Regions from separate parts of the Homo sapiens genome. Here region 2 is linked to region 1. The links are chromatin contacts, found by Hi-C in ENCODE. All regions are on one chromosome and are shown on one strand. Each heading gives the region's core, a stretch centred on a gene start or an enhancer-like site at or near the end of the contact. The rest is flanking DNA. Distances are from core to core; before and after follow the strand shown.

Region 1 (7,106 bases), core at 2,611-5,110:
ACCAAGAGGGGCCGTGTGGGGGCAAGCCACCCTGAAGGCAGGAAATAAGGTGTGCATTGTCTATAGAGAGTTGACAATAATAAAACTGACTAGGCCAGGCGTGGTGGCTCGCACCTGTAATCCCACCATTTTACGACGTCGAGGCGGGTGGATCACCTGAGGTCAGGAGTTCGAGACCAGCCTGGCCAACCTGGTGAAACCCCGTCTCTACTAAAAATACAAAAATTAGCTGGGCATGGTGGTGGGTGCCTGTAATCCCAGCTACTCGGGAGGCTGAGGCAGGAGAATCACTTGAACCTGGGAGGTGGAGGTTGCAGTGAGCTGAGATTGCACCATTGCACTCCAGCCTGGGCAACACAGCAAGTCTCCATCTCTTTGATAAACCTGACAAAAACAAGCAATGTGGAAAGGATTCCCTATTTAATAAATGGTGCTGGGAAAACTGGCTAGCCATATGTAGAAAGCTGAAACTGGATCCCTTCCTTACACCTTATACAAAAAGTAACTCAAGATGGATTAAAGACTTAAATGTTAGACCTAAAACCATAAAAACCCTGGAAGAAAACCTAGGCAATACCATTCAGGACATAGGCATGGGCAAGGACTTCATGTCTAAAACACCAAAAGCAATGGCAACAAAAGCCAAAATTGACAAATGGGATCTAATTAAACTAAAGAGTTTCTGCACAGCAAAAGAACCTATCATCAGAGTGAACAGGCAACCTACAGAATGGGAGAAAATGTTTGCAATCTACCCATCTGGCAAAGGGCTAATATCCAGAATCTTCGAAGAACTTAATTTACAAGAAAAAAACAACCCCATCCAAAAGTGGGCAAAGGATATGAACAGACACTTCTCAAAAGAAGACATTTATGCAGCCAACAGACACATGAAAAAATGCTCATCATCACTGGCCATCAGAGAAATGCAAATCAAAACCACAATAAGATACCATCTCATGCCAGTTAGAATGGCTATCATTAAAAATTAAGGAAACAACAGATGCTGGAGAGGATGTGGAGAAACAGGAACGCTTTTATACTGTTGGTGGGAGTGTAAACTAGTTCAACCATTGTGGAAGACAGTGTGGCTATTCCTTAAGCATCCAGAACTAGAAATACCATTTGACCCAGCGATCCCATTACTGGGTATATACCCAAAGGATTATAACTCACACTACTATAAAGGCACATGCACACGTATGTTTATTGCAGCACTATTTAAAATAGCAAAGACTTGGAACCAACCCAAATGTCCATCAGCGATAGACTGGATTAATAAACTGTGGCACATATACATCATGGAATACTATGCAGCCATAAAAAAGGATGAGTTCATGTCCTTTGCAGGGACATGGATGAAGCTGCAAACCATCATTCTGAGCAAAGCATCACAAGGACAGAAAACCAAACACCACATGTTCTCACTCATAGGTGGGACTTGAACAATGAGAACACATGGACACAGGGTGGGGAACCTCACGCACCCACACCGGGGCCTGTCAGGGGGTGGGGTGCTGGGGGAGGGATAGCATTAGGAGAAATACCTAATGTAAATGACAACTTGATGGGTGCAGCAAACCAACATGGCACATACATACCTATGTAACAAACCTGCACGTTCTGCACATGTACCCTAGAACTTAAAAGTATAAAAAAAAAAACTGACTAAAATCTCATCTGCTTTTTATTTCCACCTATATATACAACCATATGTGTGTTATAAATGTTTCTGATATAAAGGATGTGTAATAAACAATACACAAGTAAAAGGCAGACACTCTTTATTGTCAGTTCTATCTACTTGACTGATTCTCACAGAAAGCTTTGCTTCTTTTTTGCCAAAGGCTTGTATCTGAATCCATCCAATGCTTGTAACTCAACCATGATGTGACTAGTGAAATTACATACCGATCCACTTTTTGCCAACAAATTTATTGTCCTTAAATCTGATATGTGATCTGTTAAACTACTTCTTACCCTTGTATAAACTCATTAAACTGCAATCTTGTTTCAGCACTAAACACATTTTTAAGTTTAATCTACATTATTAACATCTTCCCCATCACTTTCTGAAGTCTAGAGACAATCAGCAAAACAAATCGATCCCTGATTCATGATTCATAATGTTGGCTAATTTCCATGGTGTAAATACTTCGACCATGGCCCATTACAGTCTACCAACGAGACATCACTGAGTGTGGGCCGGGAAAACGCACGTGCAGTAAGCACATTATGATACGTAATACTGGAAATGGTAGGAAGTGGACAGACTTCAGAGTTATTTAGGAAGTAGAATCTTGGCGATTTGTTAGATGCCGAGGTGAAGGCAGAGTTTGGGAAACACTGGATAGTGGTGTCTTCACTATCACAGGGAGACAGGGAGTTGAAAGCAAGCAGGGAAAGGACGCATTCAGTTTTGGATGGGTTCCATTTGAGGTGCTTGTTACCAGGAGTAGCTGAATAGGAAGCTAGATAAACGGATTTGGAGCTCAGAGGAGCAAAGATTAGAGTTGCAAATTTGGGATATATTGATTTAAATGTTGACAGCAGGTTAAATCATTCAGGGAAAAATTGTGGAGTAAGAGGAAAGGTCTGAGACCTTGAAAACTCTGTTATTTGGTGGTCACCCAGAGTAGACAAGCACGCCAAGACTGGGGACAGACAGGAAAGTGGAGCACCCCCGCCACAGGAAGACGTGTTTTAAGGAGAAAGAAGGAATTTTGCTCAGATCAGTTAACACGAGAAAGGAGAGTGTCCTTTGACTTTAGTGATGTGGATGCTACTTGCGACAATTAAAAAGGCAATTTCACCGAGTGTGAAAACGAACACGTGGAGTTGAGAGACCACAAAACTGGGGGCAGGCGCCTCTTTCACCAACTTCAGCGATGGAAAGTAGAAGAGGGTGGCAGCAAGGGTACGTGGAGTAGAGAATCTTGGAATGATGAAATGCCGAGGATACGGATTCCAGTCCAGAGGGAGCAACGGATCGGATTCTGCGATACTGGAAAAACAGAAGGTGGGGGGGGGGGCTCGGTGATGGAGGGAGCAGGTGTGCAGTTTTGCCGGTGGAAAGTGGAAGTTTCTCTTTTCTCCTGAAGCAGGCGGCAAAGACCTCTGAGAGTGGGAGTGTGGTGGGTGTGCCGGGCCCCTGGATGGGAGTGGAGGTTTGGAACCAAGTGGCCCGAGCCTGCGGTGAGTGGGCCCGCCCTGGGTGGCTCTGGCCGCAGCAGGGTCGATGGGGCGGCATGGTCTCGGCGGGAAGAACACGGCTTCAGTCAGTTCTGTTCTAAGAAGCAGAAGGTGGAGATACGCATGTTTTAAACAACTCCTCCCGGACAGGAAGAAGTGGAGTTCTGGCTGTTCTGCGAGGACGCCGCAGTCCCAGCGTGGAGACCACCGCGCAGGCGAAGCGCGAGACAGGCCAGAAATAGGGTCCCGCGCGCGGACCCCGGAGGAAAAGCGAGGGCTCACTCGGTTTCCCGCAGCCAGCCTCGCCCGACCCAGCTGGGGCCGCCCCTTCCCGCCCCGGCCCCGCCTCCGCCTCAGCTCCGCGCCCACAACCCGGCTTCCTCCTCTCCCGCCGGGTCCGTCTGTCCCTGCGCCTCCTTCGCCGCCGACTAGCGCCCCCTGGCCTGACGTCACCGGCGCGTCCGCCAATGAGCTGAGGAGGGACTTGGCTGTGGCCTGAAAGTGACGGGAGCAGCAGCCAATGGTCGGGCGGAGGGGGCGGGCCGAGACTGGTGCTGGGGGGCGCCCGCGCGCGTGGGGAGCTGCGGGAGGCGCGGCGCGGGGGGGGTCGGGTGCGCGGCGGGCGGCCCCTCCCCCTGCCAGGTCCGGGCGGGTGCCTGGAGCCGCCAGAGTTTCCGCACCCGGGAGGGAGATGCGGCCGGGGCTCAGGCTCCTTGCAGGTAACGCGCGGGGCGGCCCCTGCAGGGCCGAGCGCGCCGCGGGGCGAGCGGAGTTGGACGCGGAGCGGGCGCGGGTTCCCCGCTGCCGCCGTGTCCCGAGCCCCGCACGGCGGCCCGGGCCAGAGCGGCGCTGCTGGAGGAGTTGGTTCCGGGACCTGAGCTGCGGCCCGGGCCGGGGTCACGGGGGACGCGGGCCCCTGTGTGAGCCGCACATGGGACAAAGGGCGCGGCGTGGAGGCTGCGCGCCCCGCCCGCCGCGCTCGGGCCCCTGAGCTTCTCCGCCCGGGCAGAGGTCGCCGCCCCCAGCCCCTGCCTGCACAGCCGCGCCGGCGCTCCCTCGGCCCGGGCGCACCCGGCGCCTGCGGCGCGTCCCCGGAGCGGCCATCTGGCCGCGGGGCCCCGCGCCTGGCCGCCAGCTGGCCGCGGCGCAGGCGATGGCTGGACACAGCCGGGCCGCTTGGCCGCCTGCCCTGGGTTCCGCGGCGGCTCCCCCGCCGCGCCGCGAGCGCCTGCTACTCCACGCTCGGCTGCGGAGCGGAGCGGCGCGAGCGCGGGGCCACCGGCCCGGGCGCCCGGGGCCACCGAGCCGCCGCTTCCCGGCGTGGGCTCGGAGTTTGGGGAAGCCGAGCAGGTGGCGCAGCCACTGCCCACCTCCTGCGAACTCTGCGGGGCTTCTGGTCTTGTTGATGTTGTGGCTATGGGCTGCGTGTGTGTTTTTCTTTTTTTTAAACCACACACAAAAGAAGGGAGGAGTTAGAGGAACGATCTAGCCACTATGAGTCATCCCACACTTCGCTCTTTCCCCGGGAGAGCAAATAAATGCATGGGGAGAATGTCTTGAGAAACAGTTATAGTAGGGACTGACTAGGTCCCCTCCCTGTCCCTTTTCTCTGCAGTCCTGTCTGCGCCGGGCGCGCCCCAGATGGAGTGGGGTAAAATCACGGCCAGTGCACCTAGATAGGGGAAATGGCTACAAGCTAGCAAACTGGAAACTTTCTGGGACAGTGGAACTGTGAATATCAAACCACACACATTCTTGCTATAGGCAGCCATGGCCCTCGTGCGCTACTGAATTATAAAATGGGAAGGCCGTCACAGCAGGACGATACCTTAGCCTTCAGTAGCATGTATTCAGCACTGCACGGAGGAGGGCGGTGGTGGTGGCTCGCGCCCCTGCCTTGAGGGGCCCAGGGTCTGATCAGTCAGGAAACTGCCAGGCCCAGGGATGCAGGGTCACAAACGATTGTGTTCTCTAATCTGATTCCCAGAGGCGCTGTCACCTCTCAGCGTGCATAGGATGGCTGGCTATGTGATTGAATGTTACAGATGAGGTAGAAAGGCTGGGCAGAGGTCAGCAGGCCCCTGGATGCATGGAGGGGAATATTCTTCTGTAGGTGGCTGCTGCTAATTTTTCCAAGGGGAAACATTTAGGTTTGGTCTCGCCATTCTGTTTACCGCAGTCCAGGCTGCCGTGTCAGCTGTCATTGGGCCCTCATGGTTCACAGCTGGATGACATTTGTTTTTCTGGGGTCCCTGTGTGGGGTCTTTTTGGCCTTCTCACTGATGATTAATTTGTTTTAACCTCCTGAAAACAGAGGCTCGATATGAGAAGTTTGAGAAATTGTAGGATAAAGGGACGTCTGCTTTGTTCCAGATTCAGCCCCTGTTGAGGGGCCAGTTGATTCTGTCGCAGGAGTCAGGTAGCGAGCAGAACACTGACTTCATTCCTCCTGGGTTGTGCCCTCTGCTTGGCCTGTAGCAGAGGCCACAGTGGGTCTCTCTTTTTGTTGCTTCATAAGGTGAACTAACGATCCAGCTATGGCAGAGGAGCCAGGGAGCCCAGGCAGGACATCATGTGGAGAAGAGGGACCAGAAAGTTCAACCTAGGGCCCATCTGGAAGAAAACAGAGCATCCTTTCCTATTTCATGTCCTGACTGTAAAAAATGGTGGAGGCCGGGCACGGTGGTTCACACCTGTAATCCCCATGCTTTGGAAGGCTGAGGCAGGAGGATCGCTTGAAGCCAGGAGTTTGATTCCAGCCTGGGCAACATAGTGAGACCCTGTCTCTACAAAAAAATATTTAAAATAGCCAGGCATGGTGGCATATGCCTATAGTCCCAGCTACTTGGGAGGCTGAGGTGGAAGGGTCCCTTGAGCCCAGTAAGGTGAAGCTGTGGTGAGCTATGATCATACCACTATACTCCAGCCTGGGTGGCAGAGTGAAACCCTGTTCAAAAAAAGGGGGGAAGGGATGTAGAGAGGGTGGTCCCCCGTCTCTGCCACCTTGCTCAGACAGGGCTTCTTTTAACTGAGTGCCAGGCCTGGCTCAGGTCATTGAGGAACAGAAGTCGTTTAGTGTTGGAGGAAGGAGAGTTGGGAACAAGGTCACTGTGCATGGTTGTACAGTTTGTGCCAGACACCTGACCAAGGAAGCCATGTGCCCCGGGTCTGCCCAAAAGAAGGGCCCGCCTTTCTCAGTCGCACCAGGTCACCCGATGGGCTACTGCTGGCCCTAGTGCTCAGCCCATCTGCAGGAATAAACACTGGCAACATGGGTGCGCCCGAGACAGGCAGTCAGGGACTGGGAAGCAGCGGCTAATTTCTCCAAAATCTAACAATAATGAGAACTAGTTGTTTGCATACATTTTCTCCTTTAATCCTTACCACCACCTTCTGAAGAAAGTGGTGGTGGTACTGTGTTGTGCCAGTGAGGAAATTGATTCTTAGAAAGACTAAGCAGTTCAAGGTCGTGCAGCCGGCAAGTCCAGGTTTGTCCGTCACCAGAGCCTTTGGTCTCAACCACTGGACTAGACTGATCACTTTGCCTGGCTTTCTAACAAATTGTAGCTTTTTTTTTTTTTTTTTTGCGTTTGCTAGTGAAAGGCATTTTCCAAACTGTTCCACTATGTACGTTAACAGTAAATCCCTTCAAAGAAAAGAGCATTTGTGAGTATTTTCAGTGGCAGCAAAGAAGTGGGAGGCCTTGGAGAAAGGAGAAGGAGCCCCCTGAGATAGAGAAGCAGGGGAGTCACAGCAAGGAGGGGAGAGCCAGCCAGAACTGGGAAATGATGTAGGGGCAGGGGCGTTGGAGGTAGGCCAGGTTTCCTGCTGTCCCTGCAAGAGCAGAGGAGGAGATCATCTGAGATCCACTGAGTCAGCCATCCACTTGACTTCCCAAGAGTCTGGACCTGGCC
Region 2 (7,178 bases), core at 3,983-6,482, 2.2 Mb after region 1:
TTTAGTAAATGATGATTTTCCCTTATTAAAAAAATTTTAAGTTATCTGCGCCAAACAGACTCAAAATTCACAAGTCTTAAAATAGATTGTTAGCATGCTAAAAATAAGGTTTATCATTTTCTTTTATGATAAATTATTTATTCCTCTCAAACATCAAGCCAGTTTAACCAAAGCAAATCAGGTGCGAGGTCTTAAAAGCTGTGCTTTTCAAATTTCTTCCTTGCCATAGTAGTTTTTGTTGTAGTGTCATTATTAAAGAAACATGCCCTGTTGTCTCATTGCGGATTCAGATCCCTGACTTACAAGTTTTCATCAGTTCCTAAAAACTTTTCTGAGTAGTTTGACCCATCAGATTCACCAGAAGACTAATATGGGAAAGTCCCTTGGTGAGTTTTAGAAAACTAAGTACTCTATGAAAGTACAGGTTATTCTGGGAAAGGATTGATTGTGGGTAGTTACAGGTTCATAATCTCACTTCACAGTCATCTTTCCAAGTTATATTCTTGGGACTTCTATTGTTTTTTCTGTGGTCCCCAAAGGGGAAATAGTTTCTGATGAAACAGAAAAACCAGTCATTTTATCCTTGGGGAAAAGAGTAAAAAATACTGATAGAAGTGGCCAGCGTCTCCATGAACGAGGCTGCTGTGCAGGTCAGTGTCCATCTGCAGTCTTGGATGCTTCTCCCCCGCATAACTAATAACTGGCCTATTGACTTTCAGATGCACCCTAGTTTGGACAATAGAAAATAATCAGCCTACTTACTATGCCTATCTGCAGAAAAACACCGTGATTCTCAGCCTTGCCCATATTGTATGATAACTTCACATTGCAGAGAAGAAATACCAGTCTAGCTACATGATGATGAATGTATCCTGTTAGGACACCTGTGAATTTTATCTTTACTCACACCTTTCTTTAAGCTAGTTCATAGCAAATCATGCTCTTGTATTGGCCCTTGGCTTCAGGCATACTTAGGAATTCAGATGGGTTATTATGTTAGTTTCTGAAAGCATTTTAGTTCAGATATATGCTTGGTGTGGGTGAACTCTCCTATGCCTCAGAAATTCTCATCAAAGCACACAGTGTCTTTCTCATTCATGTCTTTGCTCCTTCAAAGGCAGAGTCCCAGCCGCGCTTTCATTGAGATGGTGAAAATGAGATACTATTTTAGTACATATGGAGAGATGATTTGCAGTTTATTTGAATTAGATAACAAATGAAATTGAAAGGGCCCAGAAGAAAGTTGAGACTCCACCATATGGAGAAACTCTTGTGCAGTCTGAAGGGCTTCTGTGATCTTAACAGAGAAGAGAACCGAGCCACCTAGATCTGGCACTGTGTACCTCTCTGTTCCTCCTGCCACTGCCCCATATGGACCTTTCCTCACTGAAGGCACAGGTGACAGTGTCTGCAGATGTTTCGGCTGCCACTACTTGGGGGTGTGGGTGGAGGCCAGGGATGCTTATCACGTCCACAGGATGGCTCCACACAGGGACTCACCCAGCCCGAATGTCCACAGTGCCACTGTTGAAAAACTGCTGCGTGGAATGAACCTTTTGTCCCAGAAAATAGGTTTAAGTAATGGTGTTTCTAGGGCTGACATTTGGGACTCTTGGAATATCCCAAAGGGCATTTTGGATGGAGGGTCTCGGAGCCCATGGCTGTGCCCACCATGATGTCCGTGGCAGGACCCAGTGCAGGCTTTGCCAGCATCATGAGAAGGGCGTGTCCATACTCGGGGCAGTGTGTCCACCCTGCGTGGGCTGGCCAGCCTCTGTTCTCGAGGCTGTGAATGCTCACACAGCGCCTGGGAAGGCGGATAACTCAGAGATGCTTTTCTGGGTTACTTTTGTTCTGAGGTAAGAGAGGGCAGCAAGTGGACCCCGATGGGCTGCAGAAGCCGGTTCGCAGCAGGGACTGATTACATAAGTGTTGGCAGTGACCCCGGTAAGTCTGGTGTTCCTTATAAACCCTGCTTTCCACAGTTGAGCAGAAGACACCACAGATGAGAGGGAGCCCCTCCCTCACTGAGTGGAGTCTTAATGGGACGTTTGTGACTCTCCCTTGGACACTTGTACTCTTTCTACAAAAGTTAATATTCCCTGAGACATTATTTACATCCGGAATGGGGCTGTGTGACTGGAGGTCCTCACCTGCCCATGTTTTTTGCATGTTTTGTAGCAAACTGATAATGACCAATGTCAGAATTATCTGGCTTTATATTTTGACCTTGTTCATTAGAGTAGTGTTAATGAAGGAGAAAGCAAGTTAGGGGCTGGTACCTTGCTTTCCCTTTTTAAAAAAAAAAAAAAAAAACTTACTTTGTGTGTGTTTAGGGTTTTTGTTTTGTTTTTGTTTCTCGGTAGACATGATGTGTATTTTTAGTGCTAAAGCAGGGCTCTTCCCAGTAGCCTCTTTGAGCTTTGGACTCCTTTCTAGCCAATAAAATGACCTGTTTCGCTCTAAGTCAATTGCTGCTCATTTTCTGGTTGCATTTCTTTCTCTCTGTTCTATTTATGGACCTCAGGTAAGAGTTGAGTTTTTCATATTTTGCAGTTCATGGCACCATCATCATCGACCTATGTAAGATCCTTTTCTGTTTTAATCTGTGTGTCTTCAATAGAGAAAACATGGTTTTGTGTATGGTGTATGTATGGGTTTGTTTTTCCCCATAACATTTTTAAAAATTTATGTACTGTAGGCTGGGCACAGTGGCTCACGCCTGTAATCCCAGCACTTTGTGAGGCTGAGGCGATTGGATCACTTGAGGTCAGAAGTTCGAAACCAGCCTGGCCAACATGGGGAAACCCTGTCTCTACTAAAAATACAAAAATAATTAGCCAGGCATGGTGGCACGCACCTGTAGTCACAGCTAATTGGGAGGCCGAGGCACGAGAATCGCTTGAACCTGGGAGGCTGAGATCACACCACTGCACTCCAGCCTGGGTGACACAGCGAGACTCTGTCTCAAAAAAAAAAAAAAAAATTACTGTAAAACTCACTCTTGGATGTATAGTCCTATGTGTTGTAACATATGTATAGATTCTTATAAGTACCACCACACATGGGACCAGAACAATGCCAACGTTCCAAAGAATTCCTGAACCATCCCCCGCCCATGGCAGTCACTGATCAGTCCTTAGCATTTTGGCTTTTCCGGAGCACCGTAGATGGAATCACACATCTGTTGTTAGTGGCTTTTGTTAGTGGCGTTTTTCAGTTATTGTCATGCCTGAGGAATCCTTCCGTGTTCATGCATGTGTCACTTGTTTGTTCCTTTTTACTGTTAAGTAGGGCACCAGGGTGTGTATAACCAGGTTTACCTATCGAAGGACATGTGGGTGTTTCCAGAATTTGGTGATTATGAACAGTGTTGCTATGAATATTGATGCACTTTTTTGGTATGAACATAAGTTTTTCATTTTTCTAGAGCAAATACTTATGAGTAGGATAGGTATTTAATTTCTATTTAATGTCTGTTTAATTTTCCAGAGTGCCTGTATAATTTTGCATCCCCACCAGCATTTGGGGTACTGTCAGTAATTTTCATGTTTGCCATTTTAGTAGGTGTGGAATGGTATTTCATTGTAGTTTTAATTTGCATTTCCCTAATGACTTATGATTTTTGAGTATCTTGTCCTAAGACGCTTACTATTTCCCGTCAGTACTCTAGAGTTTGGAGTAGGATATTCATTTTAGGTAAATGCTACCATGTGGGAATATGGGGCCGGGCACAGTGGCTCACCCTGTAATTCCAACACTTTGGAAAGCCGAGGTGGGAGGATCACTTGAGCCCAGGTGTTCGAGGCTGCAGTGAGCTATGATTGTGCCATTGTACCCCAGCCTGGGTAACAGAGTGAGACACTGTCTATCTCTTTTATTAGTAAGGAAAAAATACTACCGTGTGGTTGTTCGGAATAGCCTTACCAGCTAAATGCCTGGTTTAGCTGTGGGTTTTTGTTTCTGTGTTTAAGTAAAAAAATAAAAACCTTTACCGATCTACAATTCACCCACTTAAAATATACAATTCAAGAGTTTCTGGTATATCACAGAGCGGTGCAGCCATCACCACAATTTTAGAACATTTCATCCCCTCGAAAGATACTCTACCCATCATCATTCACTTCCCATTTCTTCCCAGATTCCCGAGTCTCCTTTCTGTCTCTATAGATTTGCGTATTCTGGACACCTCATATAAGTGTAATTATAGAACATGTGTCCTGTTGTGTCTGGTTTGTTTCACGCGGCATGTTTTCAAGGGCTCTGTTGCAGCATGTGTCAATAGCTCTTTTTATTGCTGAATAATGTTCCATTCTGTGGATAGACCACACTTTGTTATCTATTTATCAGTTGGTGGATATTTGGGTTTTTATTTTTTGGCTGTTGTGAATACTGTTCCCATGAACATTCGTGTACAAGTTTTTGTGTGGATATGTTTTCCTTTCTTTTGGATGTATTACTTGGGAGTGGGGTTATTGGGTCAAATGTGTTTTGGGAGCCCCCATCTGAATTGGGTTCCAGTATCAGAGTAGCTAGCGACCCTTCCCTAAGGGGAACTGAAAGGCAGCTGGATGTGGGTGATGACCGTGTGCCTTTCACAGGATGCTTCTTTTACCTGGTGGATGGGCTCACGCATAATGGTCTGAGCCCCGACTCGGGAAACTTGTTTATACTGACGGACACCCCTGTGGGTCTTGTCTGACTACCTGGCCATCATTCTGGTGCTGGGAGTCCAACCTTGTTTGCTCCCACACGTCCTGGGGTAATGTGGTTGGTTCTTCGGATGGAGGGTACAGAGTCCGTACACCATCACAACAGGAAGCAAGTTCAAACATATATTTTAGAAGATGCTTTTGAAAAATGGCTACATAATGATTGTACAGATATCTGAGGTACATGTGATATTTTGATATTACATATAATATGTCGTGGTCAAATCCAAGTTCAAAGACTTATTACTTACATATCCTGGGCAGGAGGCAGTCCTCTGTCCTGGGTTACACAAGGCAAGAATGAAGAGTCAGGCAGAGAGAGAGAGCGACAGAGAGAGTGTGCACAACTGGCAGTATACATTATATAAGAGGGAACAGGGCGTGGGGCTCTGTAAGTTCTCGGGCAGGCCTGAGTGTTCTGTTTAAAGGAAGCAGATGGAACATGGGGAGCTCAGTCTGCTGGGTGTAGGAGATGCCTCTAAGTTCTTATCTTGGCCAGCGAGCTGGGCCTTTTGGGTGTGGTCTAGAACTGGAGACCGTGTCAAGGGTGACTAAGCCCTGCTTCTGGTATGAGAAAGTTAAACTTGTATTCAAAATGGATGCCAAGGCAACATAAAATTTGAAGAGTTTACTGTAATATACAAATTTTATGTTTAACCTTTTGAGGAACTGGTTTTTTTTTTTGTTTTTGAGGAACTGTTGAGACTGTTTTCAGTAGTGGCTTATGTTCTCATGGTAGTGAATGAAGGTTTCAATTTCCCCTTGTTTGTTTTTTTAAAATTGTGTTAAGCAGTATCTCATGGTTTTCACATGCATTTCCCTCATGACTAATCATGGCTAATTGTGTTGAGCATGGTTTGTCTACGTTCTTGGCAACATTGATACTATAAAACTTTCTTTCACCAATCTCTTAGCTATAACAGTATTTTATGTTTATTTCCATTTCTATTAATCATAACTTTGAGCATCTATGTATGTTCTTAACCATTAGGATTATTCTGTTGAATTCATATCTCCTAGGAAGTTTTCTATAGTTTAATGTGTTTATTACATGTGATTATCAAATTCCCTTTCAATTTTCTAGTCAGGAAATAATTGTCTGATAATTAGGCTTATGAAGTATTGTGAAACTAAAAAAGGGTGCCCAAAACTATATGTTTTGGCCTGGTAGCCACATTACAAATTAATTCATTACAAATTATTTCTAGTCTGTGAACAGGAGCTCTTGTGAGTCTCACCAGCGCTAGTCACATTCCTCAAGCTTGACCATCCCTTTGAGAACTGATGAAACAGCTTTGAAATTGGCAAAGCTGAAGAATGGACTTCAAAGCAGAGAAGGTGTGAATTGTTTTAAGTGGGAGCTTCATGGGAATAAAATATGAGGCGTGGCCCTGAAGGTTAGTTTGTGGTATGTTACAAAGTTAACTCATTCTGATTTAAGACCACCTTTTCTGAGAGTTAGGGGAAAGTGCTTTTTCTCTCTGCCATAGCTCGTATGGCATGGAACCAGACACTGTGTACACAGACATGCCCCTGGCCCCTTTAAAATACCCCCTGTTCCTCCCACCCTCACTTTCCCGGACAATAGCAATAAGTTTACCAAGAAAGATCTCATCTTCTGTCCCAACAGAAATTCTAAGTAGCATTTCTGCTCTCCAGTGGGGCTTGTGGTGTAAGTTGCATTTAAATTGGCATTCTTTTCTGCTGACCCTGAAAGGCTAGTGGTTTACTTGTAGGCAAATACTCTTGCTGTTTATTAACATACATTCTTCTGTGAAATTTCCTACTATGTTTCTTGTCTCTTAGTGTTGGTTTTTGATACCACAGGTGTGTTCTCTGACTTTATCACACTAGTTTTAACTTTGAAGCGTCCTCTGTTGGGGAAAAAAATCCTTGATTTTAATGTAGTTAATCCATCAGTTTTTCACCTTATATGATTTCTGCTTTTGGGATCCTGTATACGAAATACATCAGCTTCTCATAGGTTACAAATATATTTATTTTTTTTCTTCTATTAGCTTTATAATTAGCCTTTCATATTTTAGTATTTGAAGTAGCAAGAAGCGGTGGGGAGCAGGAAGAATTCTGGGTAGCTGGGACCGTCATTGCAGGCTACGTGTTTCTTTATATTTTTGAGTTTATTGTAATGTCAAACACTTGTTATGCATTGGTGTTTGAATTCTCCTTTGGTACTTTCCCTGTTGCATTTTGGGCCATGTGGGTTTATGGGATAACACCACTTGAGCTTGACTTGGTGGAATAGAGGTTTTAGGGTTGGGGGAAGAGATCTGCAATGGGCTTTTGGGAAGTGTCATAAAAGAAGCTAGAGACAAGACCTAGTTAGAGGGGAGGCTGCCTTTACCATCACATTTCTGTTTGTCTCCCGCCTTCCTGACTCTGTGCTCTGGAGATCTGGAGACCTGGAGACCTGCCTCAGGATATCCCGTCCTGGCTGGGAATGAAGCC

Evidence for each region. A loop is a pair of places that touch in the nucleus more often than their neighbours do. Pooled maps may share reads with other maps.
Region 2: a loop to region 1 is called in a pooled map, with 4 times the contacts of the local background. The contact joins the enhancer-like site here to the promoter of TMTC4 in region 1. A Hi-C loop is called at or near these places in 3 of 50 pooled maps.

What each region holds. Positions count from the first base shown.
Region 1 is chr13:100,671,549-100,678,654 of GRCh38, reverse strand. It overlaps TMTC4 (transmembrane O-mannosyltransferase targeting cadherins 4), which reads left to right and starts at 3,860. Exons shown (of 19, transcript NM_032813.5): 1 at 3,860-3,911. RefSeq lists enhancers at 3,190-3,269, 4,595-5,484 and silencers at 3,460-3,959, 3,990-4,349, 4,400-4,479.
Region 2 is chr13:98,507,710-98,514,887 of GRCh38, reverse strand. All of the region lies in intron 2 of STK24 (serine/threonine kinase 24), which reads left to right. Among named protein-coding and RNA genes, the nearest start is that of STK24, 66 kb to the left of the region's middle. RefSeq lists enhancers at 2,011-2,060, 7,162-7,178. Within about 2 kb of position 5,232, at least 29 of the 41 ENCODE cell types and tissues checked have a DNase peak (open chromatin) inside an H3K27ac peak, as active enhancers do.